4 separate regions of the Homo sapiens genome follow, and regions 1, 3 and 4 are each linked to region 2. The links are chromatin loops, found by intact Hi-C in ENCODE. Cell type or tissue: Calu3. All regions are shown on one strand.

What was found. Peaks named below come from ENCODE experiments on the same cell type or tissue, not always from the same donor. Only the 100,000 strongest peaks of a DNase experiment are listed, where the experiment ranks them.
Region 1: it touches region 2 in a loop (5-fold over the local background); 2 of 110 quality-filtered maps call a loop at or near these places.
Region 3: a loop joins it to region 2, with 3 times the contacts of the local background. A loop is called at or near these places in 8 of 110 quality-filtered maps.
Region 4: it touches region 2 in a loop (2.6-fold over the local background); 9 of 110 quality-filtered maps call a loop at or near these places.

The regions. Positions count from the first base shown.
Region 1 is chr13:38,589,012-38,597,011 of GRCh38, reverse strand. The region is part of intron 2 of LINC00437 (long intergenic non-protein coding RNA 437); the gene reads left to right. Among named protein-coding and RNA genes, the nearest start is that of LINC00366, 25 kb to the right of the region's middle. In Calu3, no CTCF peak of the experiment used is centred here; no DNase peak of the experiment used is centred here.
Region 2 is chr13:38,760,604-38,768,603 of GRCh38, reverse strand. FREM2 (FRAS1 related extracellular matrix 2) reads right to left here. Exons shown (of 24, transcript NM_207361.6): 3 at 4,154-4,300. Among named protein-coding and RNA genes, the nearest start is that of FREM2-AS1, 63 kb to the left of the region's middle. In Calu3, no CTCF peak of the experiment used is centred here; a DNase peak (open chromatin) is centred at 4,633.
Region 3 is chr13:38,911,402-38,919,401 of GRCh38, reverse strand. It overlaps the pseudogene ANKRD26P2. Among named protein-coding and RNA genes, the nearest start is that of STOML3, 75 kb to the left of the region's middle. In Calu3, a CTCF peak has its summit at 3,780 (motif pointing right); no DNase peak of the experiment used is centred here.
Region 4 is chr13:38,869,066-38,877,065 of GRCh38, reverse strand. FREM2 (FRAS1 related extracellular matrix 2) reads right to left here. Exons shown (of 24, transcript NM_207361.6): 17 at 4,132-4,324; 18 at 2,480-2,584; 19 at 917-1,044; 20 at 684-818. Among named protein-coding and RNA genes, the nearest start is that of FREM2-AS1, 45 kb to the right of the region's middle. RefSeq lists a silencer at 4,160-4,249. In Calu3, no CTCF peak of the experiment used is centred here; a DNase peak (open chromatin) is centred at 4,195.

The DNA of each region.
Region 1 (8,000 bases), 170 kb after region 2:
TCCCATATGTACAGGGATTTTTGCTTTTATTTTTCCATGAACTGTCTATTCATTTTTTTTTGCCCATTTAGTAAAAATTGTAATATTCTTTTCTATTTTTTATTTAGTTGTGTGACACATAGCAATGTTTTGGTAAATGATGGACTATATAAATGACAGCGATTTCATAATATTATAATGGAACTGAAAAATTCCTAGTGCTTAGTGATGTAAAGTTATAGTGAAACACATTACCTTTTCTATGTTAAGATCTGTTTAGACACACAAATACTTACCATCCTGTTACAATTGCCTACAGTATTCAGCATAGTAACATGCCCTACAGGTTTGTAGCCCAGGAGCAATAGGCTATACCATACAGCCTAGCCGTGAAGTAGACCATACCATAGGTTTGTGCAAGTACACCCTATGATGTTCACACAATGACGAAATCACCTAATGATGCATTTCTCAGAATATATCCCTGTCATTAAGGGACACATGACTATAGTTATTTTTCTCATTTAATCTCAGGGATATTAGTCCCTTTTTCTTCCTAGTTAAAACTGCAAAAAAAAAACCCTGAAAAATATAGTCATAATTTGTCATTTACATTTTCACATTTTATCATAAAGTCAAATGTATTTATTTTTTATGTTTTCTCATTTTTAGGTATATGTATATGAGTTCACGTTTTTACACTTACAGCTCTAAGGCAGGGAGTTTATTCTTGTGAATAGTGTGAGATATAAATATAATTTAGCTTTTTCCAAATGGCTCTTTAGTTGATCCAACATCATTTATTAATAAATCATTTTTTCCCAGTGATTTGTGATTATATATCTAATAAAAGACTGTCCTAAATTACTTGGGTGTGCCCAGTCATATCACAGAAATTCTTAAAAGAGGAGAGCCATTTCTGGCTATAGTCAGAGAAAGATGTGATGATGGAATAAGGGTCAAGGAGATGCTGTGTTGCTGGCTTAAAGATGGAGAAAGAGATCCATGAGCCAAGGAATACAGCAGCCTCCAGAGGCTGGAAAGGACAAGGAAATGTGTCCTTCCATAGAGCCTCCAAGAAGAGATGCAGCCATGGCTAGACCTTCATTTGGTCCAGTGAGATGTGTGTTGGACTTCTTGTTACAGATCTGTATGATAATACATTTGTGTTGGTATAAGCCACTAGGTTTGTGGTAACTTGTTAGAGCAGCAATAGGAAATCAATACAGTGTCCACATATATTTTGAGAATTTTTGGTTTTTCTCCATTGGTCTATCTGTTTGTTCATGTGTAGTACCTTACTATTTTAATGGTAGACTTTGTGGCATGTTGTTATATGTGTGACTTAATTCTTTAAACCTAAGAGAATATTTTAGCTCAACTAGAATTTATTATAACAATAATAAACTCTAGTGTAGGTTGGCTTCATGTTATTGACTCATAATATCATGGCCAACTGAAATATTTTGAAGTTAATAATGTGTACCTCTAACACTAAACTTAAGAGAGAAATTGTTTAATGGCTGAGCATCAAATATGTAGCCTACATCTTTGAGAAATGTTATGGGAGAATATAGTATCAAGGAAAGTCAGAGTTAGGTACAGGGAAAAGACACAAATGTCCAGAATTCATAAATTAAATAAATTTAAAATAATTGAACATCTGTTTGCCAGATCCTATGTTGAAGACGAAATGGTACATGCCTCATAACCCTTGCTTTTAAGAAGTTCACCATCCAGTGGGGACACAGGCAATTTCAGTGCAGTGTGATTAGTGACTGGATGGGGAGGAAGCTTAGAGAAGGCAATGTCTGTGACTGAATAGACCTTGCCAGACAATAGTAGAAAGGGAAGATGCTGGGAAGAAGGAAAAGTGAAACTTTATGTGTTATAATGAAGAGATCAGGAGCCCCTGGGGAAAAGAAAAGGTAAAATTGAAGGGCTGGTTTGGCAGGTTAGTGGATGTGGACTTAAACCCGAAGACAAAGGGAAGAGAGGATAAGGAAACCACCAAGAAGATATCTAAGAGGATAAAAAGAAAACCAAAAGTACAAGGTGTCTGTGACATCAAGGGAGAGAGAATGGTCAAGAGCGTCACACATTTCAGAAAGGCAAAGTAAACTAAAGAGCATCTATTTATTTATTTATTTAGTCTATTGGCTAAAGCAACAAGAGAGCCCTGGAAATCTTGGTGTATAATGACATAATAGAGTGGTGGGAAAGGAAGCATACAAGGCTAAGAAGTAAATGGGAAGTGAGAAAGTGGATCAAAAAGAAGAGATAGTCACTGGAATGGAAAGTACAGCCAGAGAGGTTTTTTTGTTTATACTGAGAGAAATTGAGAATGTTTTCATGCTTGTTAAATGGAACCAGTGGAAAGCAAGAGGTTGAGGGTAAAGGAGAGCAGGCTGGAAGAAACTGCAAATCCAAGCACCAGTGGAAAGATAGAAGCATCTTCAGTAGGGAGCGGGTGGGAATCGTTTTCTCTAGAAGAAAGAAAGAAAAGATGGGTAGTTTGTAGTATCTTACATGGCAAAAAATGTGAAGAATTGTCTCTGTAATGAGTTTCCTTTTCTTTGCAATTAGGATTTGAGGCCATGTGCTTAGATTAGGATCTGGCAAATAGTAGGTGTTCAATAAATATTTCTCAAATAAATAAATAAAGTGTGGGAGAGGAGAAGATGGTTAGCTAGTAAGTTCTAGAAAGTTAAGCAAGGTTGAGGGAACATCTCTAGAGAAAAGGAGAACTTCCTGGGAAAGGAAAGGGTGGTAACTAAAGGCCTGGTTCAGATAAGTACCCTACCCCCATGGGTAAGGAGAAAAACTCTCCTGAGAGGACATTGTGTGATTATTTTCCAGGCTGTTCCTGGAAGCCTCGAGATTGGCAGTGGGGGTCTCGCAAGCATCTGTGAATGGGAGTAGGGCAAGATAGTTGGAGAAAGTGGCAAGCCAGTGAAAAAAGTAATTGCTCTGGAATCCAGGTTGAATTGAAGAAAGTAAAGATAGGATATTAGACCTTTTCAGATAGGTAGGCTGCAAAAATTTTCTCCCATCCTAAAGGGAGCTTAAACAAATTTACAAGAAAAAAAAAAACAAACAACCCCATAAAAGAGTGGGCGAAGGATATGAACAGACACTTCTCAAAAGAAGACATTTATGTGGCCAAGAAACATACGAAAAAAAGCTCATCATCACTGGTCATTAGAGAAATGCAAATAAAAACCACAATGAGATACAATCTCACGCCAGTTAGAATGGCAATCATTAAAAAATCAGGAAACAACACATGCTAGCGAGGCTGTGGAGAAATAGGAACACCTTTACACTGTTGATAAATTAGTTCAACCATTGTGGAAGATGGTGTGGTGATTCCTCAAGGGTGTAGAACCAGAAATACCATTTGACCTGGCAATCCCATTACTGGGTATATACCCAATAGATTATCAATCATTCTACTATAAAGACACATGTACATGAAAGTTTATTGCAGCACTATTTATAATAACAAAGACTTGGAACCAACCCAAATGCCCATCACTGATAGAGTGGATAAAGAAAATGTGGCACATATACACCATGGAACCATGGAGTACTATGCAGCCATAAAAAAGAATGAGTTCATGTCCTTTGCAGGGACATGAATGAAGCTGGAAACCATCATTCTCAGCAAACTAACACAGGAACAGAAAACCAAACACCACGTGTTCTCACTCATAAGTGACAGTTGAACAGTGAGAACACATGAACACGGGGAGGGGAACATCACACACCAGGGCCTGTTGGGGGGTGGGGGACAAGGGGAGGGAGAGCATTAGGACAAATACCTAATGCATGCATGGCTTAAAACCTAGATGACCGGTTGATAGATGCAGTAAACCACCATGGCACATGTATACCTAACTAACAAACCTGAACATTCTGCACATGTATCCCAGAGCTTAAAGTAAAATTAAAAAAATAAAAGAAAGTAAAGATAGGTAAACACTCTTAGGTTTGGAGATAGCAAAATCAGAGGTGTCGAAGTGGTGGAAGAATTGGTGTAGTGTGAATAATTGAGTGAGATAGTCATGATTGTAGCAGGTTGTCATTAGTCTGGATTTGAGAATTATGAAGAAGAGCCATTCTGGAAGATAAGTCAGCTGGTTTAGTTAGGGCTGTGATCAGTGATACCTGTAATGGAATGGGGGATGGAGGTGATGACTCTTGGAGATCAAGAGGCTGGCTTTCTGGGACCATATGGGTTGCCACTGATGATGCCATTGGCCAGATGATAACAGGGATTGGGTAGAAAGACAATACAGCAGGTATAGAAGTCTTGAATGAAGTGCTGTGTGTAGAGGGGTGTGAGGAGGTGGTAGTGAGACTGACTGGCTAATAGAAACACTTAGTCCAATTACAAATATTTGTGGCTTATCTTTAATCTAAAATCCCAAAGTCTGAAATTTCAAATCTTGGCACATATCTGAAAATAAATGATCTCATATAACTAACATATAATTGGAAAACATTTCCAGAAATTTAAAACCTTGCCACCAATTTGTTCTCTAGTTGCTATCGCTCATTTGTCTGAAAAATAAAATTAGGAAAAAACATCCTCTGAAAGTTGAGTGAAGTATTTGCTTTCCACACAAAACCAGGGTTAACTGGTTTTGTCTGGGTACAGGATGAAGTTTTAACTTTTTATGCATGAATGTAAGCAAAATATAACCAAGACACATTTGCATCCATTGCTAATCGTGAGAGCTTCTTTTAATTGCTCTTTCCAATGAAGCAGCCATCACAAAGTTCAGTGCCTTTTATTTTTCTGAGTCCATTGAAACATGGTTGATTGGTTAGTTTGGAAACTGAGTTTCTTGTATAAGAAAGTGTTTGTTTATCAGAGAATAGGAATCCAGAATTTTATCTGAAACATGGTTGATTGGTTAGTTTGGAAACTGAGTTTCTTGTATAAGAAACCGTTTATCAGAGAATAGGAATCTAGAATTTTATCTGAACCTGGTTGAATTTTTTAAAAGTTATGGACAAAATCTTGGGAAACATGTAATGAAGAATGATTATTTTTCTTAAGGTTTTAGAAAACCTAAGGGCAAAAGCCATAGAAAGAAGTATATATAGAAGACAGAAATAAAAATATAAAAGGGGGGGCTTAAGACAAAGAAATATTGATGCCTTGAGTAAAGTAGAGGTGTGTTTGCTGTGATGGAATGGAAATTAGATTTTGTTGAGTGCAAATGTTGGCTTTGATACTCTCTCACCATGAGATATTGAAAAAAAGTTATATAACTTCTCTGAGCCTCACTTTCCTCATCTGTGAAGTAGGTATAACAATACAAATGACTAGGATTATTGCAAAAATTAAAGCAGATGCCTTTACCTAAAGGGCCTAGTGTTGAGTCTGACATATTGGAGATGCTCAGTAGTGGTTTCTTTCCCTCTAGGAATGTTTTATTTAAGGTCATCAGAAGGCTATTAGCTTTTCACTGGCATCTAGTTATATATTAATTTTTAATTGTTATTCTAATTTGTGTTAAATTTAGCCAAATTTCTGTGAAGAAAGACCATAATGATCACATCAGGTATAGCAAACTGAGGCTCATTCCTTCCTATTTTTGGATGCTGTATATACAATAGCCCTGGCCTGAACCAGCCCCACACTATCACTGTGCTAGTGATAGGCAGGTGGAGCCCAGTGCCGGGCCAAAGTGCTTTGCTTTCTCATTTTGCCGATACCTTGATTAGTCAGCACACATTCCTGCCCAATCTCGTTGGAGATTTGAATTACACATTGTTTGTTAAATCTGATGCTTGGCCAAAGAGGTACTTAATGGCACTTATGAAAGAACTAACGATCAAATGACACAACCTTGCCAAAGCATCTTTATCTTTCTGGTGAGTGATATTTTAAGCCTAGATATGCTTCTGGTTCCTTTGAAGAGCTTGTACTCCATATAGGGCTTGCCTAAAATGACCATGTTTGAAGACTACGAATAATAGCTGGAAAGCTGAGGTTGCTTCATGTTGCTACCTTCCAGCCTAAGGGGAAGAGGGCTTACTTTGAAGTTGGGAATAAGTGCTGGTTGTTGAGAGCTGGTCTCTGCACAGAGTGTTCCAGAAAAACCCTACTTCAAATTCCATTCTTAACGTGTCAGTGAAACACATACTTTTATACTCTGCTATACTTATTTTATACTTAGCAAAAAATCCAATTATATATTTTTAAAATGTCAGAGAAACAGTAATTAGGTATGTGACATCATTTGTATTTTTCCAGTTTATTAATGATGAGAATACATTCTCAGAAATGCATCACTAGGGGATTTTGTCATTGTGAGAATATCTTGGGGTGCACTTACACAAACCTAGGTGGTATAGCCTACTACACACCTAGGCTATATGGAATAGCCTATTGCTTCTAAGCTACAAACCTGTGCAGCTTGTTACTTTACTGAACACTGTAGGCAATTGTAACACAATATAATAATTTTTATATCTAAACATAGAAAAGGTACAGTTAAAATATAAAAGGTTAAAAATGGCACACCTGTGTAGGGCACTTACCACGAATGGAGCTTACAGGAGAGTGGGAGTTGCTCTGGGTGAGTCAGCGAGTAAGTAGTGAATGAGTGTGAAGACCTAGGCCATTACTGTACACTACTATAGACTCTATAAACACTGTTCACTTAGGCTACCCAAAATTTATTCAATACAAAAATATTTTTCTTTCTCCAAAAATACATTAGCCTTAGCTTACTGTAAATTTTTAACCTTATAAGCTTTTGAATTTTTAAAAAATGTTTAAACTTTTCTGTAATAATGCTTAGCTTAAAACACAAACACATATAGTTGTATAAAAATTCTTTCTTTATATTCTTGTCCTATAAGCTTTCTTCTATTTTTAAGCTTTTATTATTTTTTACTTTTTAAACTTTTCTTACTAAACACTAAAACACAAATGCACACATAAGCCTAGGCCTACACAGGGTCAGGATCATCAATATCACTGTCTTCCGCCTCTACATCTTGTTCCACTGGAAGGTCTGCAGGGGCAATGACACCCGTGGAGCTCTCATCTCCTGTGATAACAATGCCTTCTTCTGGATGCCTCCTGAAAGAACTGCCTGAGGCAGTTTGATGCTTTTTTATAATTAGAAGGAATACATGCTAAAATAATGATTAAAAAGCATAATATAGTAAATACATAAACCATTAACGTAGTCACTTATCAGCATTATCAAGTATTATGTATTGTGCATAATTGTATGTGCTATACTTTTATACCATTGACAGTGCAATAGGTTTGTTTACACCAGCAACACCAAAAACACATGAGTAATGTATTATGCCACTGCATTAGGACAGCTACTACATCACTAAGGGATAGGATTTTTTGTCTTACAGGACCACTATCATACATGCGGTCCCATTTATTTATTTATTTATTCATTTATTTATTTTTGAGTCCGACTCTCACTCTGTCACCAGGCTGGAGTGCAGTGGTGCAATCTCGACTCACTGCAACCTCCGCATCCTGGGTTCAAGTGATTCTGCTGCCTCAGGCTCCCTAGTAGCTGGGACAACAGGTGTGCACCACCATGCCCAGCCAATTTTTGTATTTTTAGTAGATACGGGGTTTCACCATTTTGGCCAGGATGTTCTCAATCTCCTGACCTCGTGATCTGCCTGCCTCAGCTTCCCAAAATGTTGGGATTACAGGCGTGAGCCACCGTGCCCGGCCCATGGTTCTTCTTTGACCAAAACGTCATTATGCCACACGTGGCTGTGTATTAAAATGCATGCAGGAGAAAATTCAACTTTAATAATGTTGATGAAGTAAGTAGTTCACATACTTCAAAGAAAAAATAGACAAGTAAACAAACATAAATACAAAAATGAATAGGCAGGAGCCCCTTATCCCCTAGTTTATAGTCTGGTGAGGGAACAAAGACATGCCGAAACACAAAACAAAATTCAAGAAGAAATATAGCTGAGCTACATAGGTAGCATTAAAGACAGATGATTAA
Region 2 (8,000 bases):
ACAGATGTAAAAGAGTTGGAAAAATAAGGCTGGGCATGGTGGCTCAGGTTTATCATCCCAGCAGTTTGGAAGGGCGAGGTGGGTGGATCACTTGAGCCCAGGAGTTCCAGACCATCCTGGGAAACATGGTGAAACCCCATCTCTACAAAAAAGACAAAAATTAGCTGGGTGTGGTGGCGCATGCCTGTAGTCCTTGCTACTGGGGAGGCTGAGGTGGATCACCTGAGCCCTAGGAGGTCAAGACTGTAGTGAGTTGTGATTATGCCACTGTGCTCCAGCCTGGGTGAGTGAGAGCCTGCCTCAAAAATTAAAAATACATAAATGCATAAATAAATAAATAAAAGAGGGAAAAATAAAGTCTTGTGATAGATTTTTTAAATCTTGAAAATAAGTTATTTGGAAGATTTTGCATTTAGTTAAAAATTATACTTTTGAAAAATTCCTTTTGTTCTTCAAACTAGAAATGAAACTGAACTAAATAAGATCCATTCAACCACAAATATTCATTGAGTACTTATTCCATGCCAGGCTCTATTCCATGTGCTGGGGCTGTATCAGAGAACAAAACAGACAAAAACTCTTGCCTTCGTAGTGCTTATATAAGAGTCATTTGAATATGTATTTATATATAGGAATATATCAATGACTGTTATTTTAATCTTAAAGTGAAGATGAAAAAGATTTTATTAAAAATATTTCTGTCTTACAGATCTCAGAACAATAACTAACATAAATATTGCATCATATTTTTCTTTTACAGTAGCAGGTAAAACATGATTCATTTAATGGCAAGAGAAAAAAGGGCACAGAACCAGGAATTGCAGGGCTGCATATCTTGTTGAATGCTGTAGACTTCCTGACAGCTCTCTGGTTCCTTGTGCACACAGAGTTGGTTGTCAGCACCTCTTGGATCCACTACAATTCACTGCCAAGATGCTGATGAAAGGAATCATTCTCTCTGAGGTTCCAGAACACATGCTGCTCACTGACCCATCTATCCCCAGTGGCATCACCAGCAAAATCTGTTAGTTTGCCTCTGATAGCTACTGCTCACTTTTCTGTTTTGTTTTCTTTCATCAGCAATGCATTATTTGTTTTTTTTGGAGTTTCAAAAGGGAGTTAAAAATAAAAATTGAGTAAGTGTGATACAATGAATGTCTGCTAGTTCCAACTAGTCCTCCTTCCTGCACGATAGTCAAGCCATCTAATATTAAATGAGTTGCAATACCATCTGATATTAAATGAGTTGCAATACCATATCCCAATTGTTGCTGCTAAAAACACCTATAATTTTTCACTTTTGTTATTAAATGAAACTGCAATTGGATCTTTTCCTCTGACATAGAAAAATAACAAAGTGGTTAAACAGGGTGTTTGTGGAAGGAGAGAATAGATTTTATATCCCATCCAGGCCATATAACAGTTGTGGGATCGTAGGCAAGTTATTAACTTATCTCAGTGGAGGATTTATGAAGCACTATGGTGCAGTGATTAAGAGCATGGGCCTTTTGCCCAATCTCAGCTCTGCCCCTTACTAGCTGGCTAACTTTAAACATGTCACAGCCTCTCTATTTCCTCACCTCATGGTACTCTTCTCATGGAGTTGACCTAGGTAGGGTATTGGGAAGTAGGCCCAGCAAATAACTCAATAAACATTAGCTATCATTGTTTCTTCATAGTTCACTACCTAACACAGCCCCTGGTATGTAATGAGTACTCAATAAAATATTTGTTGAGTCAGGGAATAAAGGATGGATGTAAGGTATAAAAGAGATAGATAAAGTGCTTAATGTACGTATGAAGTACCTTGCCTTTAATAAATATTCAATAACTGGTAGCAATAAGAGCTTTGAAATGCATATACTAATGTGGAATATAAATACATATCTAGTTTATTAGTTTTAGTGGTTATAAAATGAATAATAATCTTTGAGAATATACATCTACAAATTTCAGTAATTCATGGTTTCTTAGCTGTACTCAAGCGATACTCTGTCTTTTGCTATAATGCAATCTATCTCATTCTAAAAGTCCATAAATAAAAGCAGAGGTTGTATGGGCACAGTTATAAGCAACGTATTCATTGTAAAACTTGTATGAGGCTACCCTTCATTTTAATCTGGTTTCCATTCCAGGTCCTAGCATGAATTCCGTTACCATCTTCAATGACTGAAGGATGTGGGCCACACACAGAAGGCTTCCCAATTTTCTATCACCCCAGGTTACTAAGTAACCATGTGAAGTGAACCAAGTAAAGCCTATGAGCCTTTGTAGAACTGCCGTTAACCCCACATTCGTAGAAAATAATAGTGCATTGAAAAAAATAACAACAAAAAGAGCTCTTGTTTGACATTTTGGCATCCAGCTTAAGAAAAAAGAGGCAGTGGAGAAAAAAAAAGGCAAAAAAATAATTTTACAATCTTTTTCTACTGTTAACTTTCCCAATGTTATCCAGGGGCCTGTTGTGAGTGAAAAATTAAATAAACTCACCAGGAGTGGGAACTCAGGTAAAAAATAGATAAACCTATTTTTAATAATCGGTAAGGTGCTCTGTTTTTTAGTTATCATTTTCCCCATGATTTATTTGCTATATGTTCAAGTACAAAGCAGAGTTAAGACGAATCACTCCCTGATGATAAGACAGGATGTGCACATGTGCACAGAGAATATGTCCCTAAAAGAGAGCGCAGTGAGAGTGCTCAGAATATCCTAGGCTAAATACAAAGCATGAGAAGCACAGCCAGGTGGAGGCTCATGCAAAATGAAGATGGAAGCAGAGGCTGGGGGTGAGGCCGCGGGGAGACCAGCCCCCCTGCAACCAGAGCAACCTCAAAGACAGGGAAAGTGTCGTGTGAAAACCTGGTCTTCTAAAGTTAAAAGGAAAAAAAAAGAATTTTAAAAGTAAGGGGTAATTAATATTCAGAATCAAAACATGTCAGGGGAAATCAAAAAGAGTGGTGGGGTTCTGGCTGCAGCAAAATTACAGCGGGATGTGTGGGGGTGTCAGGGAGGGATGTTGGGGGTGGCAGGGGTGTGTATTTCTGTGCATAGAGGTCTACTCTTTGAGGATCTGGAAGTTCATGGACCCAGTAAAATTTCAAAATAATCATTTGGAGACAAGCATAGGTTTACTAACTTTTTACTTTGCCAACATTTTCCCAGATTGCCACCTTAGTTGATAATCTCACTCAATGAAATCTCTTTTTATCCCATGCAAATTCCATTGGTCTAGATGTCTATAAAATATATGGTACCAAAAACAATATAGTTGCTTCAGGTGCTGCCATTTTTATCAACATATTAAATATTTTGTGCCAACCATATTGCTGCTTAAAAGTACCAATATACTGCCAACTTTATTTTATGCTTCTATGAAAATCAAATATGAACTTGAGGCCGGGCGCGGTGGCTCACGCCTGTAATCCCAGCACTTTGGGAGGCCGAGGTGGGCAGATTACGAGGTCAGGAGATCGAGACTATCCTGGCTAACACGGTGAAACCCCGTCTCTACTAAAAATACAAAAAATTAGCTGGGTATGGTGGTGGGCACCTGTAGTCCCAGCTACTTGAGAGGCTGAGGCAGGAGAATGGCGTGAACCTGGGAGGCGGAGCTTGCAGTGAGCTGAGATCACGCCACTGCACTCCAACCTGGGCAACAGAGCGAGCCTCCGTCTCAAACAAAACAAAACAAATATGAACTTGAATTGGAGTTGAAAAAAGGTTTCATTCGTTTGCTTCTGACTCTTAGTTTTATTTAAACGAAGTAAAGCAGAAGAAAATCATTAGTATTTAACAATTTACTGTTGTTACAAAGAAAGGTCACGATACTCATGTTTCAGAAAACTTTTATCTTACGGGTAAATTACAGATTTGCCTAAGCTCATTCTAAGATCTAGTGACATTTATTTTTGTTTCGTAACTTATTAGTGTTCCTGCCAATTTTTATACCAGAAAAAGATCATATGTACACAGAAGGCTTGAAGAGATAAGTACCTTGACACAAACCTGTTGCTTGTTTCTTTAGCAGTTAGAGAACTTTTAAATTTTAACTTTAAGCTCTAAGTGAACTAAACTGATACTTTAATCACTGTAGAATTATAAACCTTTGCTAGAAAAATAAAATTTTAAAACAGAAATAAAAAATTAAACTTACTTATAAAAGAAGTTTCTCCCAAGTAACCTCTACGTTTAAGAACAACATCTAGAAATTTGGAGTCCTCATTGACCAGGTAATATTCCTTTTCAAAGGAGATCCATGCCCAATTCAGACGAAAATTCTGGTACGTTAACTTGTTTCCACCTTGAAAATAAAAATTTAAAGCCATAAATTAGTGCTTTCTTGAATGAGTGATCTTCAAAATTCCACAGATTACTTTAATGAAACAACATTAACAATCAATACAGCTACTTAGTTTGATACACAACTCTGGAATATGTACATGGAGATACAGCTTACAGTCTAGAGACTGTTACACATACATTCAATCGCTGACATAATTCTTCACAAATTCCTTGCTGTTTTAGGAGGGGAAGTAGGTAATGGGTAGGAAGTGCACAACTACCAGAGGCTATTTAGTTTAATCCTAAAACTAAATATCCAACTTGCAGGATAACTCACTTCCCACAAGGTGCCACTGGAGAGCAAGTTTTCTAATCAGAGGGCTGCAAGGCTCCTTTGTGATGTTCTAAAAAACACACACACAACTTCACAAATACTTTTTCCGGTTCACAGAGCAATTGGGTGGAAGGTTTTAATTATAACCACTTAAGGAAAAACAAATATCCCTTCTCCGCCTCCCTTCCCCACTATATTCCACTCCATTCCTTAGAGCAAACAGACAGTTCTTTTCATTGATTTCCATTCCACTCTGAAGATAAGGTTTTCCCCTTCCATCTTCCCACCAAAATGGAGTGGGCTGCCTATCAGCAGAAAATAAACCTTGTGTGTGATCTCTCTAATGTGAAAGCGACTATGTTGGGTAAATGAAAGGAAAAATGGTTATCAGCTGATCACTCTGCACGCATCCCTCTACTTCCTTTGATCTACACCAATTATTTCAGAGTAAGGTGAGGTTTACAAACAAAGGCATCAGTAATGCCTTTTAAGTCTTTCTGAAAGAGGGTGTAAAAAAAAAAAAAGCCCAAGTAACAAACACAGCTAGAGGCACAGTTTTCATTCTAGTTTCTTCTCTTTGCAGTTCACATAGAAAAAGAAATGAAAGAGGAAAATCTCAAAACTTTAATAGACGACAAAAAAAAAATCTACACAAGGGAAAACGCTGAGTGAGCGAAGACATGAAAATACATTCATCTTTGCTCGAACTTTTAAAAAATAAAAACTGCAGCAACTTTGAGCTATCAACTTAACAGGTACTAAAGATTAAAGAGAATACCTTGTACAACTGAGATTATGTAGGGAAATTGTTTTCTTGTTTACTGTTGTTTGGCTTTCAAATTAGCACAAGCCTTTTGGACAGCTATGTGCCAATGTGTGCAAGGGGCAAAAAGATGGTTATATCCTTCAATCTTGTCGCTCCTTCTGTGGGATTTTTGCTTTAAGAGAAGCAGAAATATATTTGTAAGGAACTATTCATTGCAATATTTTCTATAATAACCCCAAACCTTAAAAACTATCTTATAGTGTATCAAATCAATAAAATGTTATTCAACTCCCAAACAATAAATATGAAATTGTTGTTGGAACACCGAAAACACTTAAAAACACAACAACAAATGGTACTGATACTGTGAATGTAGCTTCGTAAAATGAGACATGATACAGGAGAAGCTGCTTGGTGTTTTAAATGATGGGATTATGGACTTTCCTATTTTTAGTTAATTTATCAACTATAAAATATAAATAGATTGGGGCCGGGCGTGGTGGCTCATGCCTGTAGTCTCAGCACTTTGGGAGGCTGAGGTGGATCACCTGAGGTCGGGAGTTCAAGCCCAGCCTAACCAACATAGAGAAACCCCGTCTCTACTAAAAATGCAAAACTAGCCAGGCATGGTGGCGCATGCCTGTAATCCCAGCTACTCGGGAGGCTGAGGCAGGAGAATCGCTTGTACCCAGGAAGCAGAGGTTGTGGTGAGCCAAGATCGCACCATTGCACTCCAGCCTGGGCAACAAGAGTGAAACTCTGTCTCAAAAAAAAAAAGATTGGAGAGCAGGAATTTTGTGTCAGTTTGTCCGTTTAACAAGGAAACTCATTCCACATTTTGCGCTGATGAAACTTACTAAACTTACTATGCCCAATGTCTGCTGCACCCTGAGTGCTGTTCTGGAGAGGAGAGGCCATGGGCTAGGAGGCTCCTCAGAACTGGAGTCCAAGGCCCACCCACATCACTTCTAGCTGCTGTCTGACTCTGACCAAGTTACTTCTCTGGATCTCTGTTTCCTTTTCTGGAGAGTCAGGTGAGGGTGACGCTAATTAGCGCCTGTGATTTCTTCAAAGATCGACTCAGGTAACCCATACACACACACAGTGCTCTGAGGTCAATAGTATCATTCAACAAATGCAAGCTCACTCTGCCCTGCCACGCCACGCATGCCCAAGCCCACCCTGCATGCCCACTGCTGGACTACTATTCGTCTGCCTTACACCCACCTGTGCTCCTTTCTCCTTTGCCCCTCTTGCCTACAGCTTTTGCCCATATCAAGTGGACTTTTCTTTGCAGATTTCCAGGTTCATCCTGACCTACCCTGATTGTTCCCCTTGCACTCTAATCTGCCCATTTGGAGGTCAAGCCAAGATTCTTGCAGCTCCTGGGATTTGCCACCCTCACTCTTTCCATCACCCTTGTCCTCTTGCCTAAAATGAGGACCCCTATTCTTCCTTGGCTGACACTTTCCATTCCTTATTGCTGCTCTATCCCCCTCCTGTGTGAAGCAGCTGCAGCTGCTCCAGCCCTTTCATGTCTTTGTGGTTCTGCAGCTGTTCTCTTATTGATTACTCTGTATAGTTGTGCACTTTAGTGGGTATCCTCTCATATTTAATTGTATTAATTTACTAATTGTACTAAATTGTACTAATTTACATCAATAATTGACAGTATCCATTCTTTCATTATTGCCAATACTTGTTCTCATTGTTTTTAAAAAATATTTTAAAAAATTATTGTGTTTACGTTCCATTAATTGGAACATCATCTAGAAAGTAATAGAAAAGATAGAATAACATGCAATTGATTAAATTAGTACATAAAACAGCTCTGATTTCAAAACAAATTATCAGATGAAAACACCTTTATGCCACACTCCTGTCCACTTTAAACTGTGGTCCCAGCAAGCCTAGGTTTCATTCCAAACTTCTTGTCATGCTCTACCAAGCTTTTTCTTGTCCATTCTAACACCTATGACTTCACATCCTATCACTTCCCCTTAAAGAGAAATATCCATCCTCTCACATCCAACCTCTCACTCTTTTCTGAACAAAGGTGGCTGTTTTTGTATGTGCTGTATCTTCTGCCCAGGACATCCTTAGTTTTTCTCCTCTTCCTGGGAATCCCTATTCCTCTAAATTTTAACAATTCTTAGCTAATTTTAAGATTTGATTCTAACCCTTTCCTGAGATATTCCAGAAAATATCATTCTCTTCTAAATATGGCACATTTTAAGAATATTGAGTCACTGAGGGCTTCTCTTTTCAGTTTTTATAAAACAGCAAGCCCAGTGCAAACTCCAGCCCTCTCTACCCCTTTATTCTGGTTAGTTTTTCTCTACGGTACTTTCCAAAATCTTATATCCTATATATATTTACTATTTTTTTTTTGTCATTTTCTGTGTTCTCCCACTGCAACACATGATCCAGGAGTTCTGGGAGCTCATTTAACTTATTGTTAGAAAAACATCTATTGCATCAATTAGAAACTCTAATGTCTTGGCTGAAAGTTTAGTGGTCCTTCATTTATTGAGCAACATAAATTTTCTATGTAAACATAACATATCTCTTTCATTACTGAATCTTTTTATTAAAAAACAGTAATTGGTTTAATGACAC
Region 3 (8,000 bases), 150 kb before region 2:
ACTGTGATTAAGTAGACTTTATTCCTGAGATGCAAGGTTGGCTCAACAAATGCAAATCAATAAATGTGATTCACCATATAAACAGAATTAAAACCATAAACCACATGATTATATCCATAGATGTGGACAAAGCTTTTGATAAAATCAAGCATCCCTTCATGATAAAAATCCTCAACAATCTAGACATCAAAGGAACAAACCTCAAACTAATAAGAGCAATCTATGACAAATTTATTTGCCAACATCATGCTGAATGGGCAAAAGCTGGAAGCATTCCTTTTAGAGTAATACAAGGATGTCCTCTCTCACCACTCCTATTCTACATAGTACTATAAGTCCAAGTTGGAGCAATCAGGCAAGAGAAAGAAATAAAATGCATCCAAATAGGAAAAGAGGAAGTCAAACTCTCTCTCTTTACTGATGATATGATTCTATACCTAGAGAACCCTAAAGACTCTGCCAAAAGGCTCCCAGAACTGGCAAATAATTTCAATTTCAGCAGAGTTTCAGGATACAAAATCAATGCACAAAAATTAGTAGCATTGATATATACCAGTAACATTCAAACTCAGAGCCAAATCAAGAATGCAATCTCACTTACAATAGCCATAAAAAAGTACTTAGGAATACATCTAAGTAAGGAAGTGAAGAATCTCTACTAAGAGAACTACAAAACACTGCTGAAAGAAATCAGAGATGACACAAATAAATGGAAAAGCATTCCATGCTCATGGATTGGAAGAATCACTATTGTTAAAATGGCCACACTGCCCAAAGCAATTTACAGATGCAATACTATTCCTATCAAACTACCAATGCCATTTTTCACAGAATTAGAAAAAACTATTCTAATCCTCATATGGAACCAAGAAAGAGCCCAAATAGCCCAAGAAGTTCTAAGCAAAAAGAACAAAGCTTAAGGCATCACACGACCTGACTTTATACTAAACTTTATGCTATATACTGTCAGGCTACAGTAACCAAAACAACATGGAACTGGCACAAAAATAGACACATAGACCAATGGAACAAAACAGAGACTCCAGAAAGAAATCTGCACACCTATACCCATCTGATCTACAAAAAATTAGACAAAAATAAACAATGGGGAAAGGACTTCCTATTCAATAAATGGTGCTGGGATAACCGGCTAGCCGTATGCAGAAGATTGAAACTGGACCCTCCCTACCTTTTACCATATACAAAAGTTAACTCAAGGCCAGGCGCGGTGGCTCACATCTGTAATCCCAGCACTTTGAGAGGCCGAGGCGGGCGGATCACGAGGTCAGGAGTTTGAGACCAGCTTGGCCAACATGGTGAAACCCCATCTCTACTAAAAAAAATACAAAAATTAACCAGGTGTGGTGGCAAGCACCTGTAATCCCAGCTACTCAGGAGGCTGAGACAGGAGAATTTCTTGAAACCAGAAGGCGGAGGTTGCAGTGAGCTGAGATCATGCCACACTGCACTCTAGCATGGGCGAAAGAGCGAAACTCCATCTCAAAAAAAAAAACAAAATTAACTCAGGATGGATTAAGGATTTAAATGTAACACTTCAAACTATAAGAGTCTTAGGAGAAAACCTAGGAAATACCATTCTGTATATTGGCCTTGGGAAAGAATTTGGAGTTCTCAAAAGCACTTGCAACAGAAACAAAAATTGACAAGTGGAACCCAATTAAACTGGAGCTTCTGCACAGCAAAGAAACTATCAACAATGTAAACAGATGACCTACAGAATGAGAGAAAATATTTGCAAACTATGCATCTGAAAAAGGTCTAATATCCAGAATCTATAAGGAGCCTAAACAATTCAACAAGCAAAAGACAAAATGACCCCATTAAAAAGTGGGCACAGACACTTCTCAAGAAAGACATAGAAGTGGCCAACAAACATACGAAAAAAAAAAAATACTCAACCTCACTAATCATCAGAGAAATGCAAATCAAAACCACGATGAGATACCATCTCACACCAGCCAGAATGGCTATCACTAAAAATAAAAAAAAAGGGCCGGGCGTGGTGACTCACACCTGTTATCCCAGCACTTTGGGAGGCCCAGGCGGGCAGATCACGAGATCAGGAGATCGAGACCATGCTGGCTAACACGGTGAAACCCCGTCTGTACTAAAAATACAAAAAGTTAGCTGGGCGTGGTGGCACACACCTGTACTCCCAGCTACTCGGGAGGCTGAGGCAGGAGAATCACTGGAACCTAGGAGGCGGAGGTTGCAGTGAGCCAAGATCACGCCGCTGCACTCCTTCCTGGGCGACAGAGCAGAGCGAGCTTCCGTCTCAACAACAACAACAACAACAACAAAACAAAAATAAAAAATGACAGATGCTGGCAAGGCTGCAGAGAAAAGGGAATGCTTATACACTGCTGGTGGGAATATAAATTAGTTCAGATACCATGGAAAGCCGTTTGGAGATTTCTCAAAAAACTTAGAACCACCGTTCAACCCGGCAATTCCAATGCTGGGTATATATACAAAAGAAAATAAATCATTCTTCCAGAAAGACCTATGCACTCGTATGTTCATCACAGCACTTTTCACAATAGCAAAGACATGGAATAAACCTAGGTGCCCATCCACGGTCGACTGAATAAAGAAAATGTGGTACATATACACTATGGCCATGAACAAGAATGAGATCATATTCTTTGCAGCAACATGGATGCAGCTGGATGCCATTATCTTAAGCGAATTAACATAAAATTAACAGAAAACTAAATACTGCATGTTCTTACTTATAAGTGGAGCTAAACATTGGGTACTCATGGCTGTAAATGTGGCAACAATAAATGATGGGACTATTAAATGGGAGAGGGAAAGAGGGAGTCAGTGTGTGGAAAACTAACTCTTGAGTGCTTTGCTCAGTACCTGGGTGATGGAATCAATCACATTCCAAACCTCAGCATCAAGCAATATAGCCATGTAACAAACCTGCACATGTACCCCCTGAATCTAAAATACAAGTTGAAATTATTAAAAAATGTTTTCTTCCAATATATAAACATGTACTCTCTCTCCATTTATTTAAATATTCTTTGTTGCCTTTCATACGTGTTTTGTAGTTTTTTCACATATATATCCTGTACATACTTTGTTAGATGTATAATTGTATTTCATTATTTTTGATGCTGTTGTAAATTGTATTTTTTAAAATTTCAAATTCTAATTGCTCTTTACTGATATATATGAAAGAAATGGACTTTTGCATATTAACCTTGTATTTTGAGACCTTGCCAAACTCACTTATTAGTTCCAGAAGTTTGTATTGTTCTTGTTGTTGATAGGATTTTCTAGTTGTTCAATAATGTAATCTGTGAGTAAAGAAAGTTTTATTTTTCAAAAGTCAAGTACGGCCGGGTCCGGTGGCTCACGCCTGTAATCCTACTACTTTGGGAGGCCGAGGCGGGCGGATTGCCTGAGCTCAGGAGTTCGAGACCAGTCTGGGCAACACGGCGAAACCCCGTCTCTACTAAAAATACAAAAAAATTAGCCATGGCGGCGTGCTCCTGCAGTCCCAGTTACTCTGGAGGCTGAGGCAGGAGAATCGCTTGAACCCGGGAGGCGGAGGTTGCAATGAGCCGAGATCGCGCCACTGCACTCCAGCCTGGCCGACAAAGCCAGACTCCGTCTCCAAAAAAACAAAAACAAAAACAAAAAAAAAAAAGAAAAGAAAAGAAAAGTACTATTACTCTTGGCACATTCTGGCACTGGGTGAATTAACTTTCTTTGTTTGTGATCTTTGTATTATCACTAGAGGGCGCCATGAGACAAACTATCCTGTATGGTTTTTTCATTACATAAGGGCATCCCTGTGAAATAGGTAATGATTAACATAAGGGTGAAGGGAATTATAATTCACAAACTAGTTAAAAATAACACCTTGCTCAGCCTGAAGGGGATGAGTGCAAGACAGAGGGCAGGCCCCACCTCTGATGCCGTGGTTGCAATGCTAGGAGCTAATTGCCTTTAAAGTTGGCTTGAGTTCTTTTTGATCACCAACTCAGCTCTCTCGTTTTCCCCTAGAATTGTTGCTCTGAATTATTCCTCAGTGCCAAATGCTTAATTTTTCCCAGGTAATGAGTGAATTGTACAAGGGTGGTGAAAGAACATGCTTGAAAATGTCTTTGAGGGCTAATTTTTAAAATCTCTAAATTGGTTTCCTAAACACAATTAGTTTTGGCTTTTAAAAAAAGTTTTAGTTTATTAATTGTATAAATTTAAGAAGCACAACATGATATATTGACATATTTATACATAGTGAAATGATTATTACAGTTAAGCAAATTCATCATCTCACATACTCTTTAAATACAAGTATTTCTGAATGGCATCCTCAAGAATCTTATAAGCAGAGCCATCCCAGAAGACAGTGAGTGCTACCTGTTAAGGCTCAGGCAAGAGAAAAACGTAGGCAAGGTGATGGGACCGGGAGAAAAGATTGAGGGATTTATTGAGTCAAGACCAGCTCCGTATCAGTCACTTTTCAGAGTTTTGAAATGCATCTACAAGAGTGCCTGTGAAACACTCTTAAAACAGGCAATTCTAATTCAGTATGGTATGGCATTGAATAGAGATGTACGAGATGCATGGAGTAAGGGGAATTGGGGAGTAATCTACATGGCTTCTGGAGGAACCTCTGAGTCATGGCCCTGGAAGTGTTAGAGGTAGGTCCTGAGAGTATGTGAGCATTTGCCTTGGAAGGTGCCTAGCCCACCATCACTGACTGGGGAAAGCATGGCTAAAGTACCCAGGCATGGAGGGATGTATTTGGAGCACTGAAAGCCATTGGTATGGCTAGAATTTAGGGCAATAAAACTAAGAGAGAGAAAATGGCCAAAATCCCGGTCAAGGTGGCATGTCCATGACTCTTCTGAGGAAACCCAAACAAGGGAGAAAGGGGGTGGTTAGCAGAGGTCCCTGATATCCCCTCCTTTTTCAGAATATCTAATGATGATTCCACCTTTCAATTGAACACCCGTAAAATCAGAAACCCCAAATTCTGTTGTGCATGACTCATTGTCACGGACACATCTGTCCTCTTCTCCTGTGTGTACTTTCACTTTGCAATAAAAGCTTCTTGAGCCTTTGTCCCTGAATTCTTCGTAGTGATGGTGTCAAGAATCTGGACGCCAGGTGGGGCTGCGGTCTCACAGGTATCTGGAGACCCTCCTGAGCCCTCTGGCAACATGATTTCCTGGCTTTGTTCTATTTAATTTAGTTTAATTTAATTTTTTTTGAGATAGAGTTTCACTCTTGTTGCCCAGGCTGGAGTGCAATGGTGCGATCTCAGCTCACTGCAACATCCACCTCCTGGGTTCAAGTGATTCTCCTGCCCCAGCCTCCCGAATAGCTGGGATTACAGGCATATGCCACCACCACACCTGGCTAATTTTGTATTTTCAGTAGAGGTGGGGTTTCTCCATGTTGGTCAAGCTGGTCTCGAACTCCTGACCTCAGGTGATTCACCTGCCTTGGCCTCCCAGTGTGCTGGGATTAGAGGCATGAGCCACTGCGCCTGGCCTATTTACTTTTTTTTTAAATAAAAAAGTATAAACAAAGTTGCGGTTGTGCTTTCCTTATTAATGTTGGACTTCAAGCTACCTCCACCAACTGAAACATAATCTCAAGCTGAATAAACAGGCCATGGAGAAAGCAGGAGCGTTTTTATTTAAAATATTTAAGTATTTCACTCCATACAGAACTAACGGAACTTTTGATTTAGTATTATGCATAACATAAAAATTAGCAGTTTATTAAGCTTTTCTATTTCCTCTGGCAATATTTATTTTCTGCTAGGCTATTATTCTACACACTTCAAAAGCCATTAATGGCACCCTTTTCTAACCAAACAGGACAATGATTAATGTCACCAAGACATTTTTCTCTCCTTTTCCTTTCCATAATCTGTGCCAGGTACTGTATTAAGTCACTCAGTAAAAATTCCAGGGATAAAAGTTCTGAATTTCTATTCATAGAAATGTGAGGAAAATGTGTGATTTAATGGGAAAGCAAGAATAAAATAAAAGGGAATTTTAAAAAGTCATTTAGGCCGGGTGTGGTGGCTCACGCCTGTAATCCCAGCACTTTAGGAGGCCGAGGAGGATGGATCAACTGAGGTCAGGAGTTTGAGACCAGCTTGGCCAACGTGGACAAACCCCGTCCCTGCTAAAAATACAAAAATTAGCTGGTCGCAGTGGCGAGCACCTGTAATCCTAGCTACTCGGGAGGCTGAGGCAGGAGAATTGCTTGAACCCAGGAGGCAGAGGTTGCAGTGAGCCGAGATTGCACCATTGCCCTCTAGCCTGGGCAACAAGAACAAAACTCTGTCTCAGAAAAAAAAAAAAAAGTTATTTAATAGTTTTCATTTCCCCCTTGTGAATATGGGTAAAACCACCGCAGCCTCCCAACAGCCAGGACAACACTGGAGTCATTAACACTCAAGATCATTTTCCAGTGTTTTCGGGTGCCCCTCTCAGAGCATCTCCCGTGTTCTGAGTCTGTTTCTTTACCCTCTGAGCTTTTATATCTGATCTGGTGTTTCTTACCCAAAGGCAGTTGCCCTCAGCAACTGGTAAAGTGTTCAAGGGTCAGTGAAAGGCTAAAAAAAATGTATGTAGGAGGAGGCCATCCCAAGGTTGGGCAACTACTTCTACCAAAAGAGAAAAAAAGTCCTCTACTTAAATTTGTTATACAAAAAATATTCTTTATCTAGAGAGTTATTTCTTTAGCATAAAAACAAGCAAGCTGATGAGAAAGGTACTTCATTTTTATCTAGTAAAATTTATGTACTATGAATGTATTTGTGAATGGGGTATAAAGAAATTAATACAATCTATTACAGATAGGAAGTATAAGAAGAACTTTTGGGGGAAAGATAACAATGTTACTTTAAGAGTTTTTTAATTCAAGTCACGTAAAAATGTACATTTTACATAGTGTTCATTAATGATAAAGTAAATTTCTTTCAATAAAGCCTTCTCCCTTTATCTGATATTGAGTTATCACTTTTATAAAATTTTTCTCATAATTCTATTGTCATGTCACTAGTTTTATAAGGCCTGTCTATAATGTTATGATCACAGAAAGATTATGGAAAACTATCTCTTAAAATATTGCAAAAGCTATTGGTCAAAAAACTTGTAAAGGCATTGTATATCATATTGTCATTGTCACCAAAAATATTATGTTTAGTAAAGAATTTTAGAACCTTTTCTGGGCATTTAGTGAGAGAACACCTTTTGCACAAAAGATTTAAATAAAAACATTCTAGATGGGAACACTTGCAATATAGTTTGAAGTATCCCCACACAATTTCATAATTAAGTAGAGAACTACAGTTAATTAGATGTTTCAAAAAATGCTACTACTTTTTGAAAAGCATAAAAGTTACAATTAAAAGGCTGTATATTGTTTTCTTTGTTTCTAATTCTAGAAGGTCATGAAACAAAGAAACCAAGTTTGTAAACTGGTTTTAATCTATATTCTTTTTTCAAGTAAATTTTAAAAATCTTTGTTTCCCATATGGAAAGGAAGATTTTTTATTCATATGTAAAAAAATTAGTTGCAATGCAGATAGAATAATATTTCTACTTAATATTTTGCCAGTAGAATTTTCACATATTATGTGACAGTACCACTTTCTTCAGGTACATATTTAAAATTCTGTCCCGAAAAGTTAATAACATGGAATGTATTTAAAATTTTAATTTTCCAAAAGAGGAAAATGGAAAGTGTATTTTAAGGAGAATTCTACCAAAGTGAAAAAACTGATTGAACTCTTATAAAGGTCAGAGTTTTGCTAAGAATTAGAAAATAATGCGTTTGTTGCAAAATATGACTTGAATTGTGTAACCTTTGTAACTAGTAAAAGAAAACGTTGCCCTTCTGAAAGATGTATATTCCATAGACTAATATTAATTGCACTTTTTATTAGACTAATGTCAAGAGCATTACACATATATATTCTCTTTTATCTAAACTTA
Region 4 (8,000 bases), 110 kb before region 2:
CAAACATACTGTTCACAGATACATACATTCACCGTACACTGTAGAACACTAAACACTGCATCGCAATTTTCACACCCTACCAAGCTAACTCAGAGAGTTGTAACATTGCTTTTGTCCTTGAGAAGGCAAAACTGGTGGGATCAAGTCATTTTTTGAATGGGACTAAACAGCATTGCTTGAGCTCATTTCCACTGGTTTATTGGGGTATATAAAGGACTTGTAAATATCATTGTCAGTAGAAGGCCAACAGTAAAAATTCTTGAAAAAAAGATGCCATCACATTTTTTATAATACATAATGGCAATTAGGTACTTTGAGGTGGTTTGAGCTACAGGATTTCATTCTCTTTAGAGAAGAACAAGAAAAGAAATGCAGAAGTGCGGGGAAAATTCTCAAATCTCCAAGACAGCAAACTTCAGGAGGACACAAGATAAGATCAGATAAGAAAAAAATAACCATTGCATACATTTAAACTCTGAATTTTACATCCTGTACTAACAACAGATAAAGGGCAAATCTCTCCTCATTCTTTTATCCCTAGCTTCCTTAACTGTCTGATTTCTTTTCTTTTCAGCATGCAAGAATTAAAGTCATTCACGTGTGGATTTTTTTTTTTTTTACTAATAAATGAAAAACAAAGTGGGATTCTGCAAGTCATAAGATAGTAATTCTATAAGCCACACCTGTTGGAATCGGATGTCAAGGTCAAAGGTGACAGGTTCTCTGGGGTTGCAGGTGACTGGCAGGCGGTATTCCTGATGTGATGGGGCAGTGCATGGCACCAGCTTCACAGTATAGGTCCCTGAGTAGTCACGTACCTTTGAGGAGAAGATATTGATATATTACATTTAAAAATCTGAGGTGTAATCAGATGGCAGCAGCAGAAGAAAATTAATTAAGAGTCTTAGTCACTTACGGCAAAGTCAGAGACAAAGCTCCACTGCTGTACTGGCTGGTTATAGGTTGGTTCACTCCTTATGAGGCGGAGGGAAAATGTCAGGCCTGGATGATCAGCTGACATGATCACTGAGCTTGTAAAGGATGCTAGGAAAGTGCCAGTAATTATAATAATGATATAGTGGTTCAATTAAAAGAGTGCATAACAGTTTAGAGTTTTCAAAATAAATGATCATACATTATTTGCTTCTGTTTTTATAAGAAGGCTGCAAAGCAGTCATGGTTAGTATAATTATCCTCCTCTGGCAGATGAAGAAACTGGGCTGTGAGTGACTGTGTGACTTTCCAAAGATCACACAGCTAGGATGTGACTTTCTGATTCCTACTTCAGTACTGTTTCTGCTCTATAGTTTTGTCAAAAGATAATTGTACAGAAATGCTCAAATTGTTCAGAGCTACTTTCTGGGGAGTCACAGCAGCACAATAAAGGGTGATGTGAATGCATTTATTGTGCACTGAAGTTACGAGCTGAACTTAAAATAGTCTATTAGTATCCACACAGCTGGGCAAACCCAATTTATGAATGGAGTCTGATTTTAGTTAGATTGCCTGCAATCATGGCTACACAAAGATTCAGTTTATTAGAAAGGTAGGCATGTAGAAGAAAACTGTATAGACCAGAAAATCCTCATTTTCCAGAACTGTCAAATACAATAAAGCAAAATGATTTTTTTGGGTTCTTTCTTTCTTGTAGCTCAGTTCCATAAAAATACAATGAAGCCTCTTTCTCTTCCTAATTATTCAGCCCTATTCTCTTTTGTTAGAGTTCAAGTCCAGAAAAAGAAAAGCTATAAAGATGTTGAGTGAACTATTTTCCCTTTCCCAATCTAATATAAGCTGGCAGAAAAATGGCTTATTTTTTATTTGACTCTCCATGTTACTAAACTGGTAATATGGAGAGTCAAATAAAAAATAAGCTCTTTCTAGTGAAATGTCCTTGTTAAAAAAAAACAAAAAACAAATGAAGTTAGACGTGGGATTTTATCGACTGCTGCCTTGTTGATATTCAAAGCACAGCGAATCACAGTTAGTAAAATTGCATAGCCAATACTTATTAAACATAATTAACATGTCCAAAACTTAAATATGAAAGTGAAGTACCTCCTCTGACCCTATTAAAAGGGTTTCTCACAGTACCTAGCAAAAAGCTGTGAAAAGAGAAGTGCTTGCTGAATGAATCATCTGCAATTCGATTTGTACAATGGAAGCAAAGCAGAGAAAGAAATGATTATTCCTATGCTCTTTAAGGAAAACTTTACTTAAAATGAACTCAATAGGGTTTCCTTTTAATTTTACTCTAATTATTTTGCATTTTCTCTGAAAGTCTGCATAATGATAATTTTGTGGATTATGAGGTGAAGCTGAACAATTATCAAGCTCTCATGGAGATAATCCCACATGTACAATTCATTTGAGATTAAGGGCTTCAGTGGTAACAGAGAAGCACGCTGAAATGTGTGAAGATGGAAAATCTACCTCCTTTTTGTGTGAGGAGTGGTTGTTAAAAGATAACGGGGCTTACCGGGATGTGACAGCACAAATAAGCCATGGAACTGAGCCTCTGTCTTGAAGTGCACGGCCAAGCGCCCCTCATCACCGATGCGCATGCTGGTTGGATAGAGAGAACCTATAATGGGGAGAGTACCAAGAATGAAAATATATGTAGCCAGAGACCCCTTATGTACAGATTCCTTCCAAAAATTAATTCAGGTTTGACTTGTCTTTAAACATTCTGGGCAAAGGGTATTATCAGAAGAATTCTGAATAACAGAGGCAGAAGTATCTTCATTTTCTTTTCTAAGCAGAAAAGGGAGCCAAAATGAATTATTAAGTAACATGAGTGAAGTCACTATGAAATACACAGATTACTTACAATAGACCAAGTTTTTTTAAAATCTGAGTTTATAAAAATGAAGCTGTAAATTGAGAGGCATGACAAAATTGTCAAAATGATGGAGATTCGGACATGTAAATAGAAATAGGTTTGAGTTATCCAGAATTATTCCTAATTTTATAGACTTAAAGAAACCTCTGAAGCTTTCCCAAGAAATTTAGCAGTTTGATAAAATTTGGCTCCAGAAATCAGATGGAAACAAGAGATCCTATGTGGAGGTTGGGAACCACAGAAAAATCCTCATTAAGATTAACTTAAATATACATCTTCTAAAACAAGACACGGACTTAAAACATTTGAAATAATTTGGAATCATAACTCAGGGTTATCATATTACCTGTCACATAGCTCTAAAATAGAAACTATTCAAAATGAAACATGGAGAAAAAAAGACAACAACAAAATGAACAGAGCATAAATAGGTTTTAATCCACTTAAGAGAGTAGATTTACATTTGAGGTGCACTATTAACTCTGTTTTCCTGCTGGCTAGTAAAATGCAGTACTGGCATGACACTATGGATGTTTGTGGAATCGGAACAGTAATACATGTCTGAAAAAGAAAAAGCACTCGTCCTACTAATGGATTAGATTGATGCTTGTGGACTTTGAACTATGAGTCTAACATGGAGATTGAAACCAAGTTTTGCAAATGCTCGCGAACTCGAACTAGTGGCATTCACAATCCGAGTTCGCAGACATTCAACTAAAGTACCCCAGAGTAATAGAATTTTACATCAGAAAGAGATATTAGAAGTTGTGTCTATCATTCAGAAAAAGTTAAGTCCCAGAAAGGTTAAGCAATATGCTTGAGATCTCACAGCTAGTTAGTTGTAGAGTCATGACTAGAATTCAGGCCATAATTTGTATTTAATTTAAATGCACCTCTTTTTTTCAGAAATAAAAATGTGTAACTTTTTCCCTTGGTCATTTCTTGCTTTCGTTGGAGCTTCCTCTATCCATTTTCTAGAATTCAGAAAAATATATATGTTGTGTTATGTAACACATAAATAATTAATCACCTAAAATAGATCGCAAGGATAAAATATCCATGAAATATATAAAGTCATATTTAATAATCACATATTGCACAAAATTTAAAGCCCTAATATGGTTTAAAGAGTTTTTTGATGAAAAAGGTGAAATTATCTTATTATAGATAGAAAATGAAAATATACTGAAATTTGCTAGTACTACTTTTAGCAATGGCAAAAAAAAATCGTCTTAAATAGTTTAAATAGGTTACAAAACTATAGAATTTTCCAAGTCTTCTGAACTCACCTTGAAGTTCAGCCTCTGGGGGGCTGCCAATTCCATCATTCCACAAGATGGCGGTGTCGTACACAAAAGTTAGACGAAGCTCTGACTTCAAGTCAAAATGCTGCCAGCCTCCTACCCCCACGGGGGAATGGAACACGTAGGAAACATACAGAGGGACTCGAAGGGTCACATAGGACTGCACTAGGTTTAGGACCTAAAACAACAAAATTACATCAATCAACATGACTCAGTGTTAACTAAGTGGGCCTAATTTTGTACAAGCCATTTTCTCTTTTCGCTTAACTGAAGATTTTGAGTAATCATTGAGAAGAGGAAATGACAGCATTTTATAACACTATTTTCCCCTCACTTAATTTTGGATCGATTAAATAGTTGTTACTAATTACCTTCATTGGCAACAAAGGATATGTACCAGAAATCCTTAAGACAGTGCATTATTTTGAGCATACTATACTTACAAAATCCTCTTTAGAGCAGTTTTATGAAGATAGTTTACATACCATGTAATTCACCTATTTAAAGTAAACAGTTCAATGGTTCTTAGTATATTTAAGGAGCTGTGCAACCAACACAATCAATTTTAGAAGATTTTCATCACCTCCAAAAGGAAGCCTGTACTTATTAGCAGTCACCCCCAATCCCTCCTCCCCGTCAGTCCCTGGAAACCACTAGGTCTTTATGTATTTGTCTATCCTGGACATTTCATATAAATGGAATCATACAAAATGTGTTTTTTTGTGATAGATTTCTTTCATTTAGCATAATGTTTTCAAGGTGCATCCATGTTTGAGCACGTTTCAATACTTAATTCCCCTGTTAATGAATTGCAGCCCATTGTATGCACATATTACATTTCATTTATCTATTTATCACTTCATGGCCATTTGGGTTGTTTCCAGTTTTTGGCTATTATAAAAAATGCTGCTATGAGCTACTTTTTTATTAAGGGAATATGAAACATAGATCTGGAAGCAAATATATTTACTAATAACATATAACATTTATAATATCTCAAGAATAATTAGTTGAAATGAAGTGTCTTGCCTTGAATTTTATACTTTCCTCCTTCTGGTGTTTAGCAGATGGGTTGGGAATAGTGGAGGATAAACTAATATTTATATATTGAGTACTTACCATATTTCAGAAACTGTACTAGTTTCTGAATAAACACTATTTAATATTTTCACTCTCCACCATAATTATTTTGCATGTATGGATGGATAGTTGGATGGTCAATGGATGACGGATAGAAAGAGACAAAGATAAAATTAAGACTCAAAGGAAAAAGGTAAATGTCCCACAGTATTCTCTAAACCTCCTGAATGGCTCGGACAAGATCAGAACTCAGCTTTTGGCCCATGTTTTTTTTCTATTCTGTCTTACTTCATCGTATTCCAAACAAAGATGAAGGCAGTCCTAAGGTCATCTAACAAAGGCTATCATATTTCATTCTCAAAATAGCTCTGCACAATAGTAGGACAAATACAACTAGCCTCTTCTACACAAGAGGAAAGGACTTAGGTCAGATCACACTCCATAGAAGTTTGAGTCAGGCTGTCTGATTATGGTCTAGTTCTCCTTCCACACAGCTCACAACAAGAATCACAGGCATGAGTTAGCAAATAATTTAAATCATGAGAACTATAATTTAGAACATTCTTATGAAGTTAAAAGTAAACTGCTCATGTCACAAAAATGATGACCTGAATCCCTAATAAAAATATATAGAAAAGAACCATCAACCAAACCAGTTATTTCATTCTTAGCTGTATAGTATAGTAGTTAGCATTCCCTCTTACCTGCTAGCCTGGCCAGCAGGAGAGGTGCTTTGCATTAAAAGTCCTTTGAGACAGTAGTTTCTATGGGCGGCTGTTATTACCTCATTGAGCAATTGATTTTGAAGTGCAGGGAAATGGACGGTGACTAAGTCAACCCATATGCCACTAGTCCTTAAGATTAATATTTTACCTTACAATTTTAATAAACCATGATTTTAAAAAATAATTAGGTTTTAGGAATAGATTTCCAATTAAGCTTTATAGGTGCTAAGAATAATTTTTTCCAATGTTATATTCTATCCATCAAATGTTACTGAGTATGCTATTTTGGAGGGAATTACTAATACTCACTTCCTATGAATAAGTTACTTGGAGTACAGCTCCCCAACTAATTCTGATTTGATTTTATTTGATGTTGTGGTAAACTAGAGCTTGATCATTTTTGGACACAGAATCAGCATTCCATTGCATTTTCTTAGTACCCATGGCTAGGTCTTCTTTCTGTCTACTTAGAATCTCTACCTGGAGGAACTGGAGCCTAAATGAAACTATCTTGACCATCTAGATCACCTACCTTCTTCAAAAGTGAAGAGTGCAATGCAATCATTCTAACATTTAGATGTCAACTTAAAAAGCACTTAATTTTCTTTCAGCCTGTATCACAGGACTTTTCGAGGTATTTGTTTATACTGAAATAAATATCTGTCAAATCTTAAAGAAACCGAGACACAATGAGTGATTTCATATGTCCCTATTGCTGTTTGAAGTTTCTTCATCAAAGGCAAGCAATACTTTAAATTCCATATTTAAAAGGAAAGTGTAAAATGCAAATACCATGGAAAAAGTAACACACTGTCAAATTTATTCTGCTACACACTGGGGTAAGTATATATCCTGCAAAATAATTGAGAGTGGCTTACATATAAAAGAGTATCAGTGTACAAAGTATAAAACAATGGGATGGAAAAATGACCTCAAGTATATTCCAGCCTCAAAGTTTCATATATCTAAATCAAATACATAGTAAAAAAGAGGCATAATTATTCCCTAAAGCAACTAAGAAAAAAATTTGTTTACTTTTCCAAAATTATTCTATGTCTTCTGATAAGTACATTATAATTTCATGTTTTAAGTGAAAACTGTGATTGGGGTTGCATTTCTGTAGCTTATTCATGCACACTGAACGATGTTATCAGTCGCTGTTTACCTGTAAACAAATGGGAGAGTTAAGATTCTATGTCGCAAAACAGCTAGCCAGGACAATAAAAGATCAAATGATCTGCAGTCTTCAATTATTTTAAAAAATTGTTTTCAAGAGAAAAACTACCAAACTATCTGATAGTTCTAAGAACTTAATTTAACTTTAATAACCATTTTGCATCTAAAGTGTTTTTTATTGTGAACCCAAACAACTTTAAATTTTATTTACAAAATAGGTGTCACACACAAAGGTAGAGTGGAATCATTTATTTAATTCATCTCTATTTTGCTTTTCCTGCTATTTATCTGTGTTTATATTTTAGAAACTATTAAAATGATTTTAGAGTTAAATATCATTAGAGAAATTCCAAATTTGTTTTTCTTGGCAAGTAAAATTCTTAACTTTTATGAGTGATGATCTGACTCTTGTAACGACTTTGTTCCTCCGTAAGCTTCATGTCTGGTGTCCTCATGAGTACTTGGTATGTTCCCTGGCACAGAGTAGGTGTTCATGGAATATTTCTTTAATGAATGAATGTACAAATAAATGAGATGGCAAAATCAGATATAGTTTTAATAATAGCTGAAGCTAGATGTAGTCTAGCTGCATAAAAGTTAATCACACTTCATTGCTGTTAACAGATAACTATCCTGTTAACTAATAAGGTAAATAATCGAAATTGGGAGGTTGGAGAAGGCAGAAAACCCTTACAGAGTGTGTTGATTTTCATTTACAAAGAAAAATGCAGGGACTTGGCAATATTTTATGGTGGTAGCTTTAGCTACTAAGAACACATTTAAAAAATCAATTCTCTATCATGTTGTTCCTAGCAAAAGCAATTGCCAGTTGATAAAATGTGTTTGCACAGTGATTACCTTGAGCTGAGATGC